Linked DNA regions of Homo sapiens: regions 1 and 3 are each linked to region 2. A link is a contact called in ENCODE Hi-C or POLR2A ChIA-PET data. All regions are on one chromosome and are shown on one strand. Each heading gives the region's core, a stretch centred on a gene start or an enhancer-like site at or near the end of the contact. The rest is flanking DNA. Distances are from core to core; before and after follow the strand shown. Region 1 overlaps LOC105369890 (a long non-coding RNA gene). Region 2 overlaps POC1B-DUSP6 (POC1B-DUSP6 readthrough). Region 3 has its middle 66 kb from the start of LINC02399.

The links. A loop is a pair of places that touch in the nucleus more often than their neighbours do. ChIA-PET counts read pairs that join two places held with the same protein, here RNA polymerase II (POLR2A). Pooled maps may share reads with other maps.
Region 1: a loop to region 2 is called in a map with no recorded cell type, with 7 times the contacts of the local background. The contact joins two enhancer-like sites. A Hi-C loop is called at or near these places in 2 of 37 single-sample maps with no recorded cell type and 2 of 50 pooled maps.
Region 3: a loop to region 2 is called in a pooled map, with 4 times the contacts of the local background. The contact joins two enhancer-like sites. A Hi-C loop is called at or near these places in 1 of 37 single-sample maps with no recorded cell type and 6 of 50 pooled maps. POLR2A ChIA-PET finds 5 or more read pairs at or near these places in 1 of 52 experiments (GM12878).

What each region holds. Positions count from the first base shown.
Region 1 is chr12:89,925,332-89,928,886 of GRCh38, forward strand. It overlaps LOC105369890 (a long non-coding RNA gene), which reads left to right. Exons shown (of 13, transcript XR_001749246.2): 3 at 2,069-2,323. Among named protein-coding and RNA genes, the nearest start is that of LINC02399, 21 kb to the right of the region's middle. Within about 2 kb of position 1,945, at least 5 of the 41 ENCODE cell types and tissues checked have a DNase peak (open chromatin) inside an H3K27ac peak, as active enhancers do.
Region 2 is chr12:89,468,234-89,472,131 of GRCh38, forward strand. POC1B-DUSP6 (POC1B-DUSP6 readthrough) reads right to left here. Exons shown (of 11, transcript NR_189589.1): 6 at 3,381-3,496; 7 at 2,128-2,261. It overlaps POC1B (POC1 centriolar protein B), which reads right to left. Exons shown (of 12, transcript NM_172240.3): 6 at 3,381-3,496; 7 at 2,128-2,261. Among named protein-coding and RNA genes, the nearest start is that of GALNT4, 55 kb to the right of the region's middle. RefSeq lists a silencer at 2,671-2,790. Within about 2 kb of position 1,283, at least 7 of the 41 ENCODE cell types and tissues checked have a DNase peak (open chromatin) inside an H3K27ac peak, as active enhancers do.
Region 3 is chr12:89,879,474-89,883,217 of GRCh38, forward strand. No RefSeq gene overlaps it. Among named protein-coding and RNA genes, the nearest start is that of LINC02399, 66 kb to the right of the region's middle. RefSeq lists enhancers at 1,136-1,265, 1,346-1,415. Within about 2 kb of position 1,403, at least 9 of the 41 ENCODE cell types and tissues checked have a DNase peak (open chromatin) inside an H3K27ac peak, as active enhancers do.

The sequences.
Region 1 (3,555 bases), core at 695-3,194, 460 kb after region 2:
GAATTCTCTCCTTGGGTAGCCTCCAACTTTCTCAGATATCAATTCTTTCTCAGTTCTTAAGAGAAACAAATTAGCTTTAAAGAATTGTTGCTTAAAGTTTTCCCAAATACATAAGTATTAAAAGTGTATGGCAGTATTCATAACCGATTGTATTACTCCTAATGATATCGTGCCTTGACTTGATTTAGCCCCTGTTCCGATCACATATACCTGTTAAAAATTGCTTTTCAATTGCCTTTGGTTGGAAATGATGTGTTTAATTGATTTTGGGAACTGATTCTATCCTATTAATCTTTGACATGCTATGGTATTAAGTTTTTTAAGCTCTCAAAAGGATAGCTTAAAAAATAAGCTCTTATTGTAGAATATTTAGGGAGCATAAAAAATTATAAGGAGAAGGCTGGGGCGGTGGCTCAGGCCTGTAATCCCAGCACTTTGGGAGGCTGAGGTGGGTGGATCACGAGGTCAGGAGGTCAAGACCAGCCTGGCCAACATGGTGAAACCCCATCTCTACTAAAAACTACAAAAATTAGCTGGGCACAGTGGCAGGTGCCTGTAATCCCAGCTACTCGGTAGGCTGAGGCAGGAGAATTGCTTGAACCCAGGTGGCAAGGTTGCAGTGAGCCGAGATCACGCCACTGCACTCCAGCCTGGGTGACAGAGTGAGACTCCGTTTCAAAAAAAAAGAAAAAAAAATTACAAGGAGAAAAATGGAAATTACCCATAATCTCATTACTCAGAAACAACATTCAATATTTCAGCACATTTTTTCTAGTTATACAAGCATACAAAAAATAAATATTTGGGATATTTTCCAAATATGTAATTTTAATTATTCTTTTTCCACTTAACATTTTATATTGAACATTTTCGTATGTTATTTTTCTTAAAAACAAACAGTTTTAATGGTTATATACTATTTCTATAATATGAATAGACCATAATTCATGCAATCACCTTCTCATTTTTATATGTAGATGGTTTTTAACTTACTGCTCTTATAATAATGCTATAATGAACATTTCCAGAAATGATTCTTATCTGCATTTCTTACTATTACCTTGGCATTTTCTCCTAAACAAGAATTACTGAAACAATCTGAATTTTTAAAGGTTCTTAATATGTATTATAAACTACTTTTCAGAAAATTAAAAAAAATCAATAACAGGACTGAATGAGTCCATTTTTCTTAATACTATTTTTAATAGTTATTGTCATTGAAAACAATCTTTGCTAATTGAAATTCTTGGTGTTCATAACTTGCTTTTCATTAAACATTAGTGAAGTTGAAGAGTTTCCTTACTTGAGTCAATTATATGTCTTATACTGTAAATTGTCTTATAGTCTTTTTCCATCTTTTCCTATTAGATGGTTAAAGCTTTTATGTGTTAATTATATATATATATAAAATTTTTTTTTCAGAGTCTCACTCTGTTGCCCAGGCTGGAGTGCAGTGGTCTGATCTTGGCTCACTGCAACCTCCGCCTCCAGGGTTCAAGTGATTCTCCTGCCTCAGCCTCCTGAGTAGTTGGGATTACAGGTGCCTGCCACCATGCCTGGCTAATTTTTGTATTTTAAGTAGAGACAGGGTTTCACCATGTTGGCCAGGCTGGTCTCGAACTCCTGACCTCAGGTGATCCACCCACCTCAACCTCCCAAAGTGCTGGGATTACAGGCGTGAGCCACCATGCCTGGTCTGTATCGTCCTTTAATGTGATATGGTTGGCAAATATTTTCTAGTTGGCTAGTAGATTTTTAATTTATTTGTGATGATGACAATATTTAATGGTATTAGGAATATTATGTTATTATACTATAGTCCACTATACATAAAGACTTATCTATGGTAAAAAGAGGTGGAAAATCCAGATAGTACAGATCTTTAGTACATTTTAAATTTGTTTACGTGATTCACATGGCTTGACTTTTGACAAACATATGCCTCCTAGAGCTAAAAGAGTCCTCATAGATTGTTTCACTTCCTCTTTCCTGGTAAGCAGGTCACCATGAAGTAAGAGCATGTCTTATCTTTGCATGTCAAGCATTATTTTGTGTTTCACTTTTATAGGAGAAGAAAAAGAGACATTATGTCATTCTTCTGATTGTGAATTTAATTAAAATCCTGATTCCTGGATGGTATCGTGGGCCTATTGAATGAGAATCTCTGGAGCTAGAACTGGAAATCTGCATTTTAACAAATAAGTCTGGTGATTTTTAGCATTCTAACATTGGAGAACTACTGGTGCTGGAGAGTTCAGATGACCAATGGTGAATTTTATCTCACATTACTAGCTTCTTCAGTTTTCTTCCCCTCAGTGCTCAGGTACTCAATTTGCATAATATTAGATTGTACTCTTTATATATTGGTTCAGAAAGGTTTTTAAGTGTGTGCTGTGAATCTGAAGCTAGATGGAAACTCACTCAAAGCAGGAATTGTAATACCCGGTTTTTGTTTTTTTAATCTCCTTAGACAACTTTGCATAGTGCAACAAAGTTATTGACTCATAGAGATTCAAAGTACCAAAGAAAATGAGATACTTAATATTTTAAAAATATAAGCCTATTTTCTGTATGAGAAAATGGAGGTAGAGTTTTAAAGTCTTTCAAAGTTTGTCAGGTTTCATGGTTTTTGATTTATTATTTTTTGAGGTTTTGGATGATGAACCTTGACTGATACTACTCCAGTGATATTTTTAAAAGTATTTTTATAAGATGTTTTAGAGGTGTCTCTTTTGTAGGAAAGAGACATGAGATAGTAAATTAGAATTTTTATTTAATTTAATCCAAGAATTTGAGACAGTACCTCTTCACAGAGAATCAAAAAATAGCTTGATTTAATCTGCAGTGTACCTATCTCTGTGCTTAAAACTGTGGATCTATTTCAATGGAATGGAACACGATCCTTATCCTTGAAGAACTTAACTGTATTTTACTTGCACTTAATTTTTGGCATTGTTTTACATGTTACTTCATATAATTTTACACTCTATAATTATATTTCTGGAACATTTGCATTGCTCTCATCTGCTTTAATAATGCTATTGCTGATTTATATTCATATATAATATCATGTTCTTTTCAAAGCCTATTTATGTATATGGTTCTAGGAGAGCCTCAAGAACTTAGTATAATATTAATAGAATTTTTTGAGTGTTTGATTCATGTGTGACTCTGAGCTTCACATGAATCCCATCACCGAATTATCACAACAATTCTATAAAGTAGGCTGTGTTATTATCATCTCCTATTTACCAGGTGTGAAAACAGAGCTGAACAAAGTTATTTTAAGAGCTGCAGTCTGACTCAAGAGCATACAGTTTACCTTAAGATCCCCTAGTCTAAACCATTAAACACACTGCCTCCTCAGCAGCATAGGTAGTTGCAAAAACAATTGGACAGATAGTCAAATTCTTGTCTACTTATATTGCTCAGATAGAAGGGGGCATATTTGCTGAACTTGCTCTGCAGTACTCAGTAGAATATTTTCTGTAGGTTAATATAATCCTTGGATGATAGTCAAAAGGTGATCAGAACCCCCACCCCTGCCCTTGATCT
Region 2 (3,898 bases), core at 33-2,532:
GATGCTTGGTTGGAGGCCAGTTAGGAAGTTCCTGTAATTATCTAGGTGAGAGGTAATGAAAACCTGAAATTGAGCAGTTACTGCGGAGTTGGACAAGACTGTGCTTGGCACAGTCACAAGATGGATAGCCTCTAGGTCAATTTTTCAGTCCAGATAAGAGTAAGTATTTCTTATCTCAAAAATATTAATATATACCATATGTTTTTAATATGTCCTTAATCTGTACAAGAAAAGTTTTAGGGAAAAACATCTTGTATTTTCCCAAGTAGACTATCCCACAGATTTAGTTTATAATATTAATAGCTTCATAAACACCTTTACTTCCAGACTAAAATTCCATCTTCATGTAGTGTTTTCCTACTGAAAGACTGTGTTTATCTTTTTTCCCTATTATTTTGTACTTTTTTCATGGATATTTCAATCCTTGGCCACTTTTATTTGTTATGTTTATTCAGCCTAAATCCATGGATATGCATATATTTAAGCTGGTTAGTATTTATTTCTGCTTTACCCTAACACCACTGCAGAATAAATGATAACGCAAAGCAGGAAGCCAGGCAGAACCTGTGAAAAAGAAACTCTTCTCTTCTAGACCACAAGGCTCATTCTATTTCTAGATATAAACAGCTTATACTTGTTAAAAGGAAGTACCTCAAAAAAAAAAAGAGGATGCATTCTAAAAAATTCAGAGAAGTTTGAATATTGTCTGGAAGAAAAGACTAGTTTATATACTCAAAAAAATTTATCTAGGCTGGGCACAGTGGCTTACACTTGTAATCCCAGCACTTTGGGAGGCCAAGGCAGGCAGATTACCTGAGGTCAGGAGTTCAAAACAAGCCTGGCCAACATGGTGAAACCTTGTCTCTTCTAAACAAACAAACAAACAAAAAATTAGCTGGGCGTGGTGGTGCGCCTGTACAGAAGGCTGAGGTAGGAGAATCACTTGAACCCAGGAGGCAGAGGTTACAGTGAGCCGAGATTGTGCCACTGCACTCCAGCCTGGGTGACAGACTAAGAATCCATCTCAAAAATAAAGAAATAATAAATTTAAAAAATTGATCTATATGCCAGGGAGGGATCTTTGAACAGGCTCAATAAAAGGCACCCCTCTTACCTACTTGGTTCTAAACCAATTGAGAAATAAGACAAAGGAATACAGCACATAAGAATCGAAATATCACCTTTCTTTCTAATAAATGCTTGTAAAAAGAGAATGTGGCTTTTATGTGTAACACAAATAGGCTTTCTAGAACGGATGCCCAGAATGAGTCACAGGCAACACTAGACAAGGGCAGGTCTCCCCACAAGGAATATCAGAGAAAAACAGTGAAGAATGGCTACTCCCAAAGGCAGGAGAGTAGAAGGTGTTAGGCTGTGCTTACCCAATTTCTCCTAAACCCACCAACAAATTAGCAGAAGGAGTGAGGGAGAGGTGTGAGAGGCTGGGTGTCAGGGCTAAGCGGGACAGCCTCCACATGAAGGAAGGATCTGAAGTATGGAATCTACTTACCCATCACCATTTACCCAGTCAATCTATACAACATACTGATAAAGACAGCAGGAGAAGATTCATTTAATGGCCATTGAAAGATACACATTGATTTTGATAAGAATTACAACAAATAATATTTCTTTTTTTCTTCCATTTTTTTTTTTTGACAGTCTTGCTCTGTTGCCGGGCTGGAGTGCAGTGGTGCAATCTCAGCTCACTGCAGCCTCCCCCTCCTGGGTTCAAGTGATGCCCCTGCCTTAGCCTCCCAACCAAGTAGCTTGGATTACAGGCATGTGCCACCACACCTGGCTAATTTTTTGTATTTTAGTAGAAATGGGGTTTCATCATGTTGGCCAAGATGGTCTCGATCTCCTGACCTCAGGTGATCTGCCCGCCTCAGCCTCCCAAAGTGTTGGGATTACAGGCGTGAGCCACCACGCCCAGCCACAAATAATATTTCTAAGAGTTGCTTCCAGAGGATAAAAACAGCCTTGGAAGTAAAAAAATTTTATGATAGCAGCAATGTGTGCTATGTCTGGAAAAACAATAAAGGGACATAAAAATGGATCAGAAATTTAAAATATATATTATTTTATATTTTTATATATAAAAAGCAAGAATCTGAGTGTTAATACCGTATGTCCTTGAAGTGTATAGATGAGCCTTCCTTCTAAGAGGTCCAGAATCTTAAGGGTACCATCTGAAGAAGCTGTGATGAGATAGTTACCCGAAGGATGGAATGATATGCAATTAACTCCACCGCTGTGAACTGATTTGTAGAAAATAAAAGCAAAAAGTTCAGAGAACAATTCTTACTTTTGAAGATACCCCAGTGCCTTATTAGCAATAGGTTGTAAACAAGAGCACTGTTTCCACAACAACAAAACTCTATATGGCTCACTAAAACGAGTATTTTGGCATCACATAGCTCTAAGCTTCCAGTTAGAGAGCCAGAATAACTTTAAAAATGAGACTGTGTCACGGAAAGGTAATCTTATTGACCACATTACTATAAATTCTTTGGATATATTGCCAATAAAACTGACAGTTAATCATCACCAGCTCAGATAGGGTATATAACCTAGTCTCAAATTAAAGGTAATAACTAATTAGTGGCTTGGGATTAAAGGGAGAAAAGTGTGGAGACAGTTTGAAACGGGCACAGTCCTGCCATCATGCTTGAGACTTTGTCTCCAGACAGTATCCTTCCAACAGGAGGCAGTATAACACAATGATCAAAAGTTAATTTTTCTATGCACTGTGTAAGCAGGAAGACCTAAGTAGTTCTATTGATTCTTTGAGCAAGTTAATTACCCTATTTAAATCTCAATTTCCTTATCTTAAAAATGTGAGTAATAATGATACCTCCTAGGAATATTGTTTAGATTTGGCACAGTGTCTGCTACATAGTAAACACTGGAAAAGCTACTATGTTTAATAATCATTTCGATTTAATATAAATCCAATATAAACCAAGAAAATTCACTTCTCTTTTAGTTCAATATCAATACATAGGCATAGTAGGTAGTTGTTTTCTACCAGTTATAACACCTATTTGTGCTCACGTAACTCCCTGTGATTCAGAATTCAGTCATTTCTATCCTGACTTCTCACACAATGCTGATAACCAGAATTTGAAAATCTCATAGCAACTTCTTTTTTTTTCTTTAAACCAGCCCTCACATCATTTTTAAGGTCTCTTCACTTCCTGCTGTCCTTGAGCTTCTGAGACCCTGCTGTTGATGGGAGCTAATTATACTATTCTCTAGCCTGTTCCAAGGCAGCCCATGACCCCAAGTAAGACAGCCAAACCACACCAACAAGGAGAATCAGTCCTTCCAAAAGGAGTCCATTCGGTAACTGAATTTTTTGTTAGGAAAATTGTTACCTTGGTAATGCTGTAGTAATTTGTTCACTCTTACATCCCAGACTTTCACAGTTTGATCAGAACCTGCTGAAGCTATGCATGTACCACTAGGGTTAAAGTCCACAAAATTTGCAAATCTAGGAGGAAAGAATAAGATGACCTAATATTTCAATTTCTTTTTTTTTTTTTTTTGAGACGGAATCTCACTCTTGTCACCCAGGCTGGAGTGCAGTGGCGCAATGTCAGCTCACCGCAACCTCCGCCTCCTGGGTTCAAGTGATTCTTCCACCTCAGCCTCCCGAGTAGCTGGAATTACAGGCACATATCACCATGCCCAGGTAATTTTTGTATTTTTAGTGGAGACAGGGTTTCACTATGTTGGTCAGGCTGGTCTCAAACTCCTGACCTCAGGTGATCCGCCTGCCTCAGCCTCCCGAAGTGCTGGCATTACAGGCGTGAGCCACTGCACCCGGCCATATTTCAATTTCTTTACTCATTTATTTATTTAAATTGTTATAATCAAACGTCTCCTTAGAAAA
Region 3 (3,744 bases), core at 153-2,652, 410 kb after region 2:
GCCAATGGTTTATATTATACAATCTGAGACTGTTTACCAGTATACAAGTTTTATAAGGGCTGGGACATGTGTGTTTTTTTCATTGCAGACACAGTACCTGGCAGATAGGGGGTATTTAATAAATACCCATTGACTGAATTAAGTGGGGTAAAAATTATCTTGTAGATAATAGAAGCATGCTTAAGGGTTCAGAAAAAACTTAGCATGCATTTTAGGTTAAAGAGAAAATTTCTAATGAAAGCAATATTACTCAAATATGGTTACATGTTCAAAATATTAGTAAAATTTGACCGATTCTCCAAATTCTAGGAGATACAGTGAATTTTTGACCAGTTTTAAGTTCTGTTACATTAATTTTGACTCAATGTTATATACTCATGCTACATGCAGTTTGGTAATAATTTATTCATATCCATGTTAAGTACTCATATTTTTCCAAACATGAACTTCTCTATTTTTTTTATTTCTTATTCTAGCAGACATAAGAAAAAAAAATGAAAGGGAATAAAAGCAGAACACAGGGTGTGTGACAATCACTTCTTTTGTTCACACTAGTGAGAGAATCTTTCTATTCCTTAAAGTTAATCAAGCAGCAAGTATTTATTAAACACCCAAAGAGTGAAGTACACAAGGCTATTGAATAGCAGTAATCTTTAGGATTATCTTGTGTCAGCGCTTATTTTCCATGTTACTCATAAACGGAGAAATGTATTTATGATGGCTTTCCAAAGAGTTGATTAAAATGCTTAACACGATTCACCTTTTATTTAAAGATAAAATAATTGAATGGGGAATTCATGAAGAGCTCTTCTCAAATTTATATTATATAAGTGATGAGTATGCTGATTTTTACTCTCAGAACGAAAATAAATAAGAAATTATTAAAGAATCCCTTCCTTTAAAAATCAGATTACTATGTAAATTTTATATCATTTGTTTATGTGGTCAGAAATTTTGGGGAAATCCTTCAAACTATTTATCTGTAGCACAAACTAGAATCTGTCTTTTGCAGATTCTTATTGTGCACTAACTTATTAAAAGATTTGGGAAAATCCACTGTAAGGAAACTTGTTTATCTTTGTTGACCACAGTTTTCAATCTTGGTTGATGATGAGGTCTCCTGTCACCCAACACCTATGAACGTATTTGGGAGTGGGATACTCTGGCTGTACTCAGAAGAGCCATGGGGGTGGAGTTCCCTAGAGTCTTGGGGACAAATCCTCACAGGATGTCCTGCTAGGAACATGACCAGCAGAGTCATGGGAGTGGGGAATCTTATTGTTGAAGATCTCTGAGATCTTAAAACGGTAGAGCCTCCAGAATGCTGTTTCAGCCTGGCAGAGCTGAAGGCATTTGACTCAAACATATGCGAGCTATTGCATAGGCTGCACTCGGAAGAGCCATGGGGGTGGAGTCCCCTAGAGTCTTGGGGACACAAGCCTCACAGGATGTGGTCAAAGAAGGTTGTTTTCAGGCCTCAAGATTTAATGTTATTTGCCTGTTGGGTGTTAGACTTACTTGGGACCTATTACCCGTTTCTTCTTTCTTACTTCTCCCTTCAGAGATGGAAATAATATCTGTTTTGTACCTGTCCTACCATTATATTTTGGAATCATAGAACTTGTTTGATTTCATAGGTTCACAGCTTGAGAACAATTTATCTCAGGATGAGTCATACCTTGAATCTCACCTATATATGATTTAGGTGATATTTAGATTAGATGTTAGACTTAGACTTAAAGTTTATGCTGGAATGAGTTAAGACTTTTGGGGCTATTAGGATAGAATGAATTTATTTTTTATGTGAGAATAACATGAATTTTGGGGGATGAGGGGCAGCATGCTATAGTTTGAGTATTTGTGTCACCTCCAAAATTCAGTTTGAAAGTTAATCTCCAATGCAACAATCTTAAGGGGTGAGGCCATTAGTAGGTGATTAGGTCATGAGGGCTCTGCCACGTGAGAACAGGGTTCAAAGTGCCATTTTGGAAGCAGAGACCAGGCCCTCACCAGACACTGAACCTGTCAGTGCCTTGATTTTAGACTTTCCAGGCTGTGGGTCCATGAAAAAAAATTATGTTCCTTATAGATTACCCAATATCAGACATTTTGTTATGGCAGCACCAACAGACTAAGAGAGAAATGAAGTCAGGAAAAACCACTGACATATTAGAACATGGCAGAGGGAAGGACCGGCAAGTTATCGTAAGCACCTTAGAATTTGCCATTTAAAGAGATGGTAGATGTCCACCATCCTGCCCTTGTGCAGTGGGGATATAGGATGCAAAGGAGGATGAACCTCAGCTCCCTACTCATTTAGACTTGCTCATCTGATAAATAGGAGACTACTTCACTTAATGGCTTTCTTCTTCTGGAATGCTGCTGGAGTCAAACAAGAGTGATCAGCACATATTTTTTGACAATTCTTTTTCCACCATGCCCTAGATGAGTATCCCACTCCCAAATATGTTCATAGGTGTTGGGTGAAAGGAGGTTCCATCATCAACCAAGACTGAAAACAGTGGTCAACAAAGATAAACAAGTTTCCTTCCAGTGGATTTTCCCAGATCTTTTAATAAGTTAGTGCACAATAAGAATTTGCAAGAGAGATAAAGTTTGAAGCATTTCCTCAAAATTTCTGACCACAGTCTCTGTATAAGTCAGGGTTCTGTCTGTTTTTAAGTAACAGAAATCCAGCTCTGACAGGCAAAGGCCATAAAGAGAGCTTAGTGGCTCATAGAACTAAGAAGCCCAGGCATGGTTGAATTCTGAGGCCTCAAATGATGTCACCAGGGCCTGTCTCCCTCAGTCTCTTGGGCTCAGCTTTCCTCTGAGTTAGTTTCATTCTCACACAATCTTTCCTTATGTGTTGATCCTTGGCAGCTCCAGGCTTACATCATTTTTAAATCTACAAATTCCACTTGGGAAAAATACCTACTAGAGAATGGAACTTTTCTGAAGTGAATCATTTTTGAATTTAGAGATATTTAAATTGATTGGCTTCCCAATTCCCTGACATTCACCCTACTCCAAGTTAGTGCTTTATAATTTACACAATGTGTTTTTTTTTTATTACTTCCGAAGTCATAACCCAAAGTGGGTACCTTGGGTTAATGAAATAGGTTATGGATACATTGAGGTGAACATATAATTTTACAAACTCTATAGTATAGTACTTAAAATAAACCCTTAAAATATCTTAAGCTATTACTCTATAACCACTGACTATGAACCAATTTCTATTGAATTTTGTTAGAAAACTCCAGAAAATATATACCTATTTGAAAATTTTTAGTAGTTTTCAACTTATTGAAAATTTATGAGTAGACTCCAAATATATTTCATTGAATCACAGGATTCTTCATTAGTTTCTCAAATTGGTACTAAATCATCAGCATCACAACACTGGAAGGAACTGGTGAGTAGTCAATATGAAAGAGGTTTCACTTTAATTGGCCAACTAGTAGTTATTTTCATTTTGAAATGTATAATGATAATGACTTTATTTTTACATATGGGTTATTTTGGGGGATTTTGAATTTTTCAACCTAAGGAAATTGTTCTGTCAAGTTACAAATTGAATTCCCCAGTGAATGCTCATTTCTCTTCCTATGTATTTATTGTGTCCTTCTGGCCAGCTAGGAAAAGAACCATAATGAAAGCAAAATCATTTGGGAGTTTTATAGCTGGAATCTCCAACACTTTTGTCAGTATATCTTATGATACTACTTGGTAGTCACTGAT